Linked DNA regions of Mus musculus: all the other regions are linked to region 1. A link is a contact called in ENCODE Hi-C or POLR2A ChIA-PET data. All regions are on one chromosome and are shown on one strand. Each heading gives the region's core, a stretch centred on a gene start or an enhancer-like site at or near the end of the contact. The rest is flanking DNA. Distances are from core to core; before and after follow the strand shown. Region 1 holds the start of Cog1 (component of oligomeric golgi complex 1). Region 2 holds the start of D11Wsu47e (DNA segment, Chr 11, Wayne State University 47, expressed). Region 3 holds the start of Cpsf4l (cleavage and polyadenylation specific factor 4-like).

What was found. A loop is a pair of places that touch in the nucleus more often than their neighbours do. ChIA-PET counts read pairs that join two places held with the same protein, here RNA polymerase II (POLR2A).
Region 2: a loop to region 1 is called in a map of heart, with 6 times the contacts of the local background. The contact joins the promoter of D11Wsu47e here to the promoter of Cog1 in region 1. A Hi-C loop is called at or near these places in 15 of 37 maps with a recorded cell type or tissue (adrenal gland, gastrocnemius, heart and 2 more). POLR2A ChIA-PET finds 5 or more read pairs at or near these places in 3 of 5 experiments (Patski and embryonic stem cell).
Region 3: POLR2A ChIA-PET joins it to region 1 with 10 read pairs in embryonic stem cell. The contact joins the promoter of Cpsf4l here to the promoter of Cog1 in region 1. A Hi-C loop is called at or near these places in 1 of 37 maps with a recorded cell type or tissue (gastrocnemius). POLR2A ChIA-PET finds 5 or more read pairs at or near these places in 2 of 5 experiments (both embryonic stem cell).

What each region holds. Positions count from the first base shown.
Region 1 is chr11:113,648,161-113,650,860 of GRCm38, forward strand. Cog1 (component of oligomeric golgi complex 1) reads left to right here and starts at 1,369. Exons shown (of 14, transcript NM_013581.3): 1 at 1,369-1,715. The coding sequence starts at 1,401. It also overlaps a transcript of Slc39a11 not described here.
Region 2 is chr11:113,683,018-113,685,717 of GRCm38, forward strand. D11Wsu47e (DNA segment, Chr 11, Wayne State University 47, expressed) reads left to right here and starts at 1,417. Exons shown (of 5, transcript NM_001361593.1): 1 at 1,417-1,694. It overlaps Fam104a (family with sequence similarity 104, member A), which reads right to left and starts at 1,134. Exons shown (of 3, transcript NM_138598.5): 1 at 845-1,134. The coding sequence starts at 1,068.
Region 3 is chr11:113,708,260-113,710,959 of GRCm38, forward strand. It overlaps Cpsf4l (cleavage and polyadenylation specific factor 4-like), which reads right to left and starts at 1,267. Exons shown (of 8, transcript NM_026682.2): 1 at 1,128-1,267; 2 at 545-595. The coding sequence starts at 1,230.

The DNA.
Region 1 (2,700 bases), core at 119-2,618:
AAGGCCCAAGAAGGTCTTGTGGACCAGTCCCAGGCCCCAGGCTGGCACAGTAGGTGCAAGAAGTCCTGGGGAAAGTTTCTGCCTGACAGAGAAGCGCTTCCAAACACGGAAGACAGATTCTGCAGGCTCAGAAGCAAAACAGCACCAAAGCAGCCGGTAGCGCGGGACTATAGAAAGGACTGCACGTCACCGCTGCGCCACCAGGGGGCGCGCTGTGCTGGGGGAACTCTGACGCGTAGGCGGTATCTCAAGCCAAGTGGCTTGAGTTCTGAGTTAACCCCCTTCCCCGAGGTAAGTAAAATTCCCTGGGCTTCAGTTGTGCATAGAGCAGGGACTCTTCTTGCTGGAATGTCGTAAGTAAACCCCCTTATTTAGATATCAATCTATTGCTGTGACATTTGCCTCGAAGTAGTGGCAGTGGTGAACGGGAGAGAAAACCCAGAGGCTGTCTGTGGTACAGGGCTGCTGAACACACAATACTGTTTTCTCTGTGTTAACATAGGAAAGAATTCTTCAGCAAACTTTTCCAAAACGAAGGGCCCTGAACGGACTTATGAACAGCAAGCCAGAACGTCCAGGTTTTCTTACTGGGTCAATCTCAGGATGTCCAATCCTCTGGCATCATGGACTCCCCATCGTTCTCCACCACAGGAGGCCTGTAACAGGGAAACCCATTTTGTGGCCACTAAACAATATTTAAATAAAATAGAAGACCCAGGTAACAAGGTGGACCACAGCCGTCACTCAGATCTCCAGCTGCCAAGTCCTAAGGGAAGAGTCCCAAGGCCCAGTCCTGGTTGCTGTGATGGTCTATCGAAGGCAAAAGCGTGCATGCATGTAAGACCGACAGCAACACGACCATACGTGCATCTTTACCATAATGAACCCCACGGTGAAGCTCTTCCCTCCCCAGGAAAGGGTTTGGGTGCGACGCAAGGGGCTCCGGGCCACTAAGACTTTGACCACCAAGTACAACCTTAACTATTTCGCTTCTCTAAGGAAACGAGCGCTCAGGGTAGGCGAGATGGCACAGCAGGCAAAGGCGATTGCCGCCAAAGCCGATAAAATTCCATCTAAAATTCTATACTGAGATCCTCATGGCAGGAGTGAGCCTCCTGCAACTTATGACCTCCGCGCGCATCTGTTTCTGTCGCACGTACTCCACCTACATAGGGTGAGAATGGGGAGGAAGAGGGAAGGAAGGAAGAGTGAAGGAGAGAGAAGGGAGATTGTAACAGTAAAAAATAAGCTCTGGAGAGCAGCACTGCCACCGAGGCTCAGTCCCTGGGACCACCGAGGCTCCCGACCTGGCGGAAGCACTTCCGCCCCCATCCATGATGGCGGGAGGGCGGGGCGGGGCTGGCAGGCGGAAGCGGCCGGCGGATCCCTGGCTTAGCACCATGGCGGCCGCGACCGCCTCCTCCGCGCTCAAGCGGCTGGATCTGCGCGATCCCAACGCGCTCTTCGAGACTCATGGAGCGGAGGAGATCCGCGGGCTGGAGCGCCAGGTCCGAGCCGAGATCGAACACAAGAAGGAGGAGCTGCGGCAGATGGTGGGCGAGCGGTACCGCGACCTGATCGAGGCGGCGGACACCATCGGCCAGATGCGCCGCTGCGCCGAGGGCCTGGTGGACGCCGTGCAGGCCACCGATCAATACTGCGCCCGCCTCCGCCAGGCCGGCTCCGTGGCGCCCCGGGTCCCACGGGCCCCGCAGGTCAGTCCGGGATCCGAACCCGCCACGTCCCTCCGCCCCCGCCGCCCGGCGGACCCCACCCCTCACCTTCCGCCGGAGGAGCCCGCCCCTCGCCGCCGCGGGCTACCGGGAGGCGTCTGCGGGCCTTCCTCGGGACGCTGGTCCGCTGCCGAAAAGCCAGCCGGCCTTTTGCTCCGGGAGCCTTCCCGGACTTCCGGACGATTCCCTCGCCTCCCGTGGGTTCGCTGCGCTCTCCTTCCCTTTTAACTGAAAACGCCAGGGGTCTCTCGACTGTCAGATCTCTCCCGTTAGCTCACACCTTCCTGTCAAAGTCATTCATTCATTCCCCATCCCACCCTGAGCCCGACCGAGCCTGGAGAATTGGGGGAGGGTAGCCTCAGCCGTCAGACCCTCCCCCTTTTAATAGGTGAGCAGTTTCATTTCAGGCTGGTTTAAAAAACTCAGGGTATCCTGATGTCCTCCCATGAAACGTTTAAGACCCGATGCGGATCGAATTCTGACATTGGGTGTTGGCTTAGGAATGAGCAGAGGGCGCCGAGGGTAAATAGTTTTTAACCTAGGAGAACTTACTGTAACAGAAGAAGAAATTACAAAAGCACACTAGCCCACATGTGGAGCCAGCTTTCTTGCGCTACTTAGGTGTCAGAAAATCCAAGCCAAAAAAACTAGGGCAGTATAATGAACGTGGGCAAAGAAGGTTGGAACTTTGTCAGCCTGTCACTCCCTAAGCTACACATTAAGTACAGCCCCCTTCCCAAATGGACAGACTTAGCTGGCTAGCTTCAACTATGTAAGCCCAGTCTTAGAAATGGATTGATTTTCATGGTTATGGCTGGTGCATTTCTGGGGGAATGCCCTCTCCGTTCAAATCATAAACAGGAGCCTCCCAAGATGTTCTTGAAGTTTACATTCTAATTAAAGAAAGAAATTCTTGGGAAATTGAATTTTTAAAATATGAATAATTTAGAATGGCAGTAGAAAATAG
Region 2 (2,700 bases), core at 167-2,666, 35 kb after region 1:
AACTTAGCGTAGATGTAGATAGATCGTCAAGCATCTTATTAGGAGACTTTCCAGTAAGAAATAAAGCCAGCCTTCTTCATTCTGAGGTAAGGCGTCCCAACTTACTTCTTCCCAGACGGAAAATAAGGAGAAAAGAAACTTCATCTGGATCGGGCCTAAAGCCCCGAGGGGCCGCCCGCCTAGTGAGGGTTGAGAGTAACTCGTGGTGTTAGCCACCTCCCTGCTCCCAGCCAACTGGCCCCTCATCCAAACTGTTTAGAATCCTGCCTGCTAATGCTACAACCGAGAGTGGGTCACCACCCACCCGGGTCCATCAGATGAGGGAGGGCACAGCGCTGCGGTCTGCCCTAAGCCCTCCCAGCTGCAGGGGTTAAGCCCAACCCCCGCCTTTCTCCTGACCTTGGGGCGCCAGCAGCTCCCCGCCCCCGAAGCATCCCGTCCCCTCTCCGAGGCGCCTCGCTCGAAGGGAGCCATCTCTTCCAGATCGGCCATCCCTCCCATCCCCCTACCACCACCGCCCGCCTCAATTTAGGAAGGACCACACCGTCCGTCTCGTCGGGCCGAACAAACCTCATTCCGAAGCGGAAAGGGCAGAAGACGAAGAAAACAAGGAAAAGACGGAGAAGGGGCAGCCCTGGATTCCAGAGCGTCGCCTCCCTGGCTGCCCACGGGGTCCAAGTGTCAGAGGCGGCGCCACCTTCTCCCCTCCGCCTCCTCCGACCGCAGAGCAGCGCAGCCCAGAGCCTCGCACCACCACCCCGCCGGCTCCGTCCGCCCCTCGGCTCCAGAGCGCACATCCTCGGCCGAGGGGCCGCGGAGAAAGCGGGTTCCCCCCTTCCCTCACCTGGGGCGGAGGCGCTCGCTCATGGCAGCTGGTGAAGGCGAGCGACGCGGCGCCGCCCCGCGCCGACAGCGAACAGTCGGAGCTGTGTCCCGGCGCCCGCCACGCCCACCCGCACGGGTCTGAGCTCTGACCGCCGCCGCGCGGGTGGTTGCTGCGGGCGCTGAGTCCCCCTCGGGCCGACCCGGACCACAGCCACTTCCGGTGTCGCCTCCGCGCCTCCCCATGTCGCAGGCGCCGTGGTACTGTCCTCCTGCGGCTGCGCGGAGGCGGGACGCCGGCCGCGCTTTCCCATCACCGCGCACGCAGGAAGAGGCGGGTCCCAGAGGGAAGACTGACCGGGAACTTCCAGGACCCCCGTTTAGGTGTCCGGGGCAGCCGCCTGTTCAAAAACAAAACAGGACACGACGTAAAAGTCAAGCCAGATTTTAGATAAATTACATTATTTGACGATCATTGATACTTGTCTCTGCGTTAAGCCTCTCTAAGGTGAAAATTTTAAAAAGAACCAGACGAGCTCCATCAGGCACAGACGCGGACGGCCACAGGCTCAGGGGTCCTCTGGTTGGGAAGGTGTTGGTGGGCTCCGGGTTCTAAGAGTGTGCGGCGTGGAACTTCGCGTCTCCGAACGGTGCGGAGCCCGTTCCATGGAGTAGCTAAGGGCTGGGCTATTTTTCCGCGACCTTTGTTGCAGGTCAAGAGAGGAGTGCGGAACAGGCGAACGGGATAACGGAGTTCCGTACCGGGAAGGGCCACGCCCACCTGCTGGAAGAGGCCGGACCGAGAGGTGTGGGGGAGACCGGCAGGCGTGGGAACGCGGCGGTGTGGACGGAGCTGCCTCGCGGCTGGCGAGGTGAGCTTGATCAGTGGCGAATCGCGAGGTCCCTGCCCGCCGTGAGTTGCGCACACCTGTCATCCCCATTCTTGGGAGGAGAAGCTGCAAGACCAGGAGGTCAGAATCATCCTCGACTGTGTAACAAGTTCGAAGCCAGCCTGGGCTACTTGAGACCTTGTCTCCCATGTGATCTCACCACCACCACCAGAATACGTGTACTCTAAGACTTGGGGAAGTCTTAACTTTGGTTGTCAGACGCATTCCCTTTTCTCTGTCAGGAGCATAATCCAGTTCTTTGTCTAGGACTCAGTACTATCAGCTCCCCACCTTACACAAACTGATATTCAGAGTTTCTGCCAAACGTGAACAGTGATCCATAAGCATGGGGGTCTTTAGGAGAGTCGACAAGAGGTCAGGCAGGAAAACGAAACCCCTGTTAAAGTGTAGGGTGTAGAGTCTGGCGTAGTAATGCACGCCTTTTAATCCCACTACTCAGGAGGCAGAGCAAGCTGATCTATGTGAGTTCAAGGCCATCCTGGTCTACCTAGTGAGAGTTCCAGGGAAGACAAGGCTACCAGGTAAGACCCCATCATCTCAAAAAAGTCTACCGTTAAAACTGGAAAGTCCAACCGGGCGGCGGTGGCGCGCGCCTTTAATCCCAACACTTGGGAGGCAGAGGCAGGCGGATTTCTGAGGTCAAGGCCAGCCTGGTCTACGGAGTGAGTTCCAGGACAGCCAGGGCTACACAGAGAAACCCTGTCTCCAAAACAAAACAAACAAAAAAACTGGAAAGCCCATGTATTGTCTTTGTCGTGTGCCCTTCAGTGCGGCAGTGCATTCTCACTAACAGAAGACTTATGGTGCACTCGGTGGGAAACAGTTTGGGTGTGCCTTTTATGAACGATAAAGTAATGGTTGCTTTAAACAAATGGATTTTTATCTTGTAAAGTGGTTTCAGACTCAGGGTTTGGGGGGTTTGTTTGTTTTTTATTTTTTTTAATCTATTTACTGGCCAGGAGGTATT
Region 3 (2,700 bases), core at 17-2,516, 60 kb after region 1:
GCTCCAGGTCCTCTCTGCCCCACCCCCAGCCTCCTGACTTATAGGAACCGAATATTAAGGCTCTCCACGGCAGGCCCCTTAAGACTCTCTTCACCTGAGTCCATAGCCGGGCTTCAGGGTGAATTAGAAACACTACTGTTAGGGGTTAGGTATGTAGACCACTGTATGTTGCTATTGGAGGAACCTCAAAGTGACCTCCAATCCAGAAAAGAAGACCAGTAGCCAGGGTGGGGTTCAAATCAGAGACTTCTGTCATAAACTAGCTAAGGTATGTCGTCGCACAGGTGAGCAGCCTTGAGCAGATAATAATATGACCGTAGTTAGGAATTGAGAGTGTGAGCCTTGTGTGGTGACCCTCAGCATAATAAAACACAACTTCTGTGGTACCAACTACACATGGCTGGCTACCTTCTTGCTCATGACAGAGGCTGGATCCTATCTAGTCCAGGAGCCAAGCTCACACTACGTCCTAGTCCCCAGCTGAACCCAGCATGGTCCCCACAGCCGTTCCTGTCCCGGCCCAGCCCAGGCCTGACTCACTCACCTTTCACACAGAGCCCTTTAGCGAAGAAGTTGCACACAGCTGAACTGGACTCTGGAGGAGAAAGAAACCGGAGGAGAAGGTGGCGTTCCCAGAGCTGGAGCCTTGCGGCAAGTCCCACCTAAGCCTCCGGGCTTGGAGCTGCGTGGGCCCCGACTACTCTCTCTGGCTGGGCTTTGGAGTTTTGTTGTTTACCTGTTCCTTTGCCCGTCTGTTTATGCAACTGTCTCGCCCTGTAGTTCAGGTTGGACAGAACCGCCACAATCCTCCCGCCTGCCTCTCAGCCCCTTGGCGGCCCCAGTCCACCATCAAAACCAGTTCTCATTTGTCTCCGTCTGTGGAGGCTGAGTCAACGGGGTACCCTCTTCCGAAACCCTTCCCCCACCGCCCAGAACCAGTCTCTAAATTCCACTTAAACTCAGCCCACCTCTGAGGCAGGAGGTGGAAGGTTTCGGGGGCACCCAGGGAGCTCTGGCAGCTCGGAAGTCTGCCTTTCTATCCCGGGCAGTGAATACCCAGAAGCTGTGTGGGAGAGACGCACAGCACCTCCAGGACCTGAGCAGGGGACACAGGCATCGCCACTCACTGTCCATGCCCTGGAAAGGCAGTAGCCCAGTGCCCTTCTGCGATTCCACATCCAGCTCAAAGGCGAACGTGAACCCTTGCAGCCCGGCAATGACCTCCTCCATCTTCCGTCTCCCGCCGGAAAAGCAGAAAGAGCCAAGATGCCAGAACCCCCGCAGGTGGCTCCTATATAGCCCATCCGCACCTAATCCTAATTAACGGGGCCAGGCCCTATCTGATGCTGGCCCCTCTTTCTCACCCTCTCAGGTCACCTCTTCCTTCAAGGGGCCAGGTGACTGCACGTGACTTTCTGGCTGAGTGTACCCCCAGAGGCTCCTCGGCTGCCTCAGCCCTCCCACCCACCCATGCAGGTGCAGGCCTTCCAGGGCCCCACACCCCCACACTGTTCACACAACCCCCATCCTCAGCTGGGGAAGGGATTGGCAAAGACTCACACCTGCTTATCTCTGCCGATCACAGAACAGAGCCGTTGCCAAACCAGTGTCCCATTGTATGTGTGGGGATATAACTACCCATTGATGCGAACCTACTGCATACAGCGATGCCCAGGTGTTGGGTGGAGTGGGATGGGGGTAGTCAGAGGGTGTGTGGGACAGAGGAAAGGTTCCTCCACTAGGTCCCAGCCACTCTCCCTCCCACCAGGCCCTCTGAGCCTCTTTTCTAGACGGAATGACAAACCCCAAGCGTGCTCTTCCTGGAAGGGGGGTGGGGGGGGACAAAAGGAATGCAGGCCAGAAGCATCGGAAACAGTTCCATGAAGGGCCCTTTGTTTACCCCGCAGGCAATCACAATGGTAAGCTCCGAAGGAGGTGGAACCGACCCAAGGCTGGGGGTGACCTCCCAGCGAGGAATCCACTGGGCCACCCCAGAGCCTCCCTTACCCGGAGAAAATGCTTTGTAAATGAAATATCCATGCAAATGTTGTTTTATTATTATTAGGCCAACCCTGCCCTGAAGGGCTGAGGACCTCAGAATCGGCTTTCTTAGGAGCATTTTTAAAGCTCTAATTAAACCAGGCTATTTCCTTCCCCCTCCTGGGTCCTGAAGTGGCCTGGCCTCTCCAGGAGCCACTGTTACCAGGACATGTGGGCTTTTTAGGCCCTAGGAACTAGAACTAGAGACATCTCCTCCCCGGGACCCAGCGGGGAGAGGTAAGCTTGGCGCTGCAGGCCTGTGGCTGAGCCGACAGGATCCAGCCTGCCAGCTTTGTTTCCTGCGGCTGTTATGCCTAGATCTGTTGTTCTTTTGAACTCCAGATCTGAAAAGACAGCAGCTGGAGAGATAGATCCGCGCTGGGAATGGCCTTGGAGCTGGGTGGGGCTGGAGTAAGAGTAGCCTGGGATCACCCTGTACCCGGGACTGTAGGCAGAATGGCTGTCTAGGGCTGGAGATCAAGGGTCCCTGGGGAAGAGGCTCTTGCATCTCTTGACCCTATCCTTAGGTATTGATTAGGTCCTTGGTCTGTCACCTTGGGATTATTTGAGAGTCCCATGGGTCTGCTAGAGAAGGCAGAGGGGGCAACCAAGGTGCGGAAAGCTCAAGGGCACACTGCAGAGCCACGTCCTGGAGGTCAC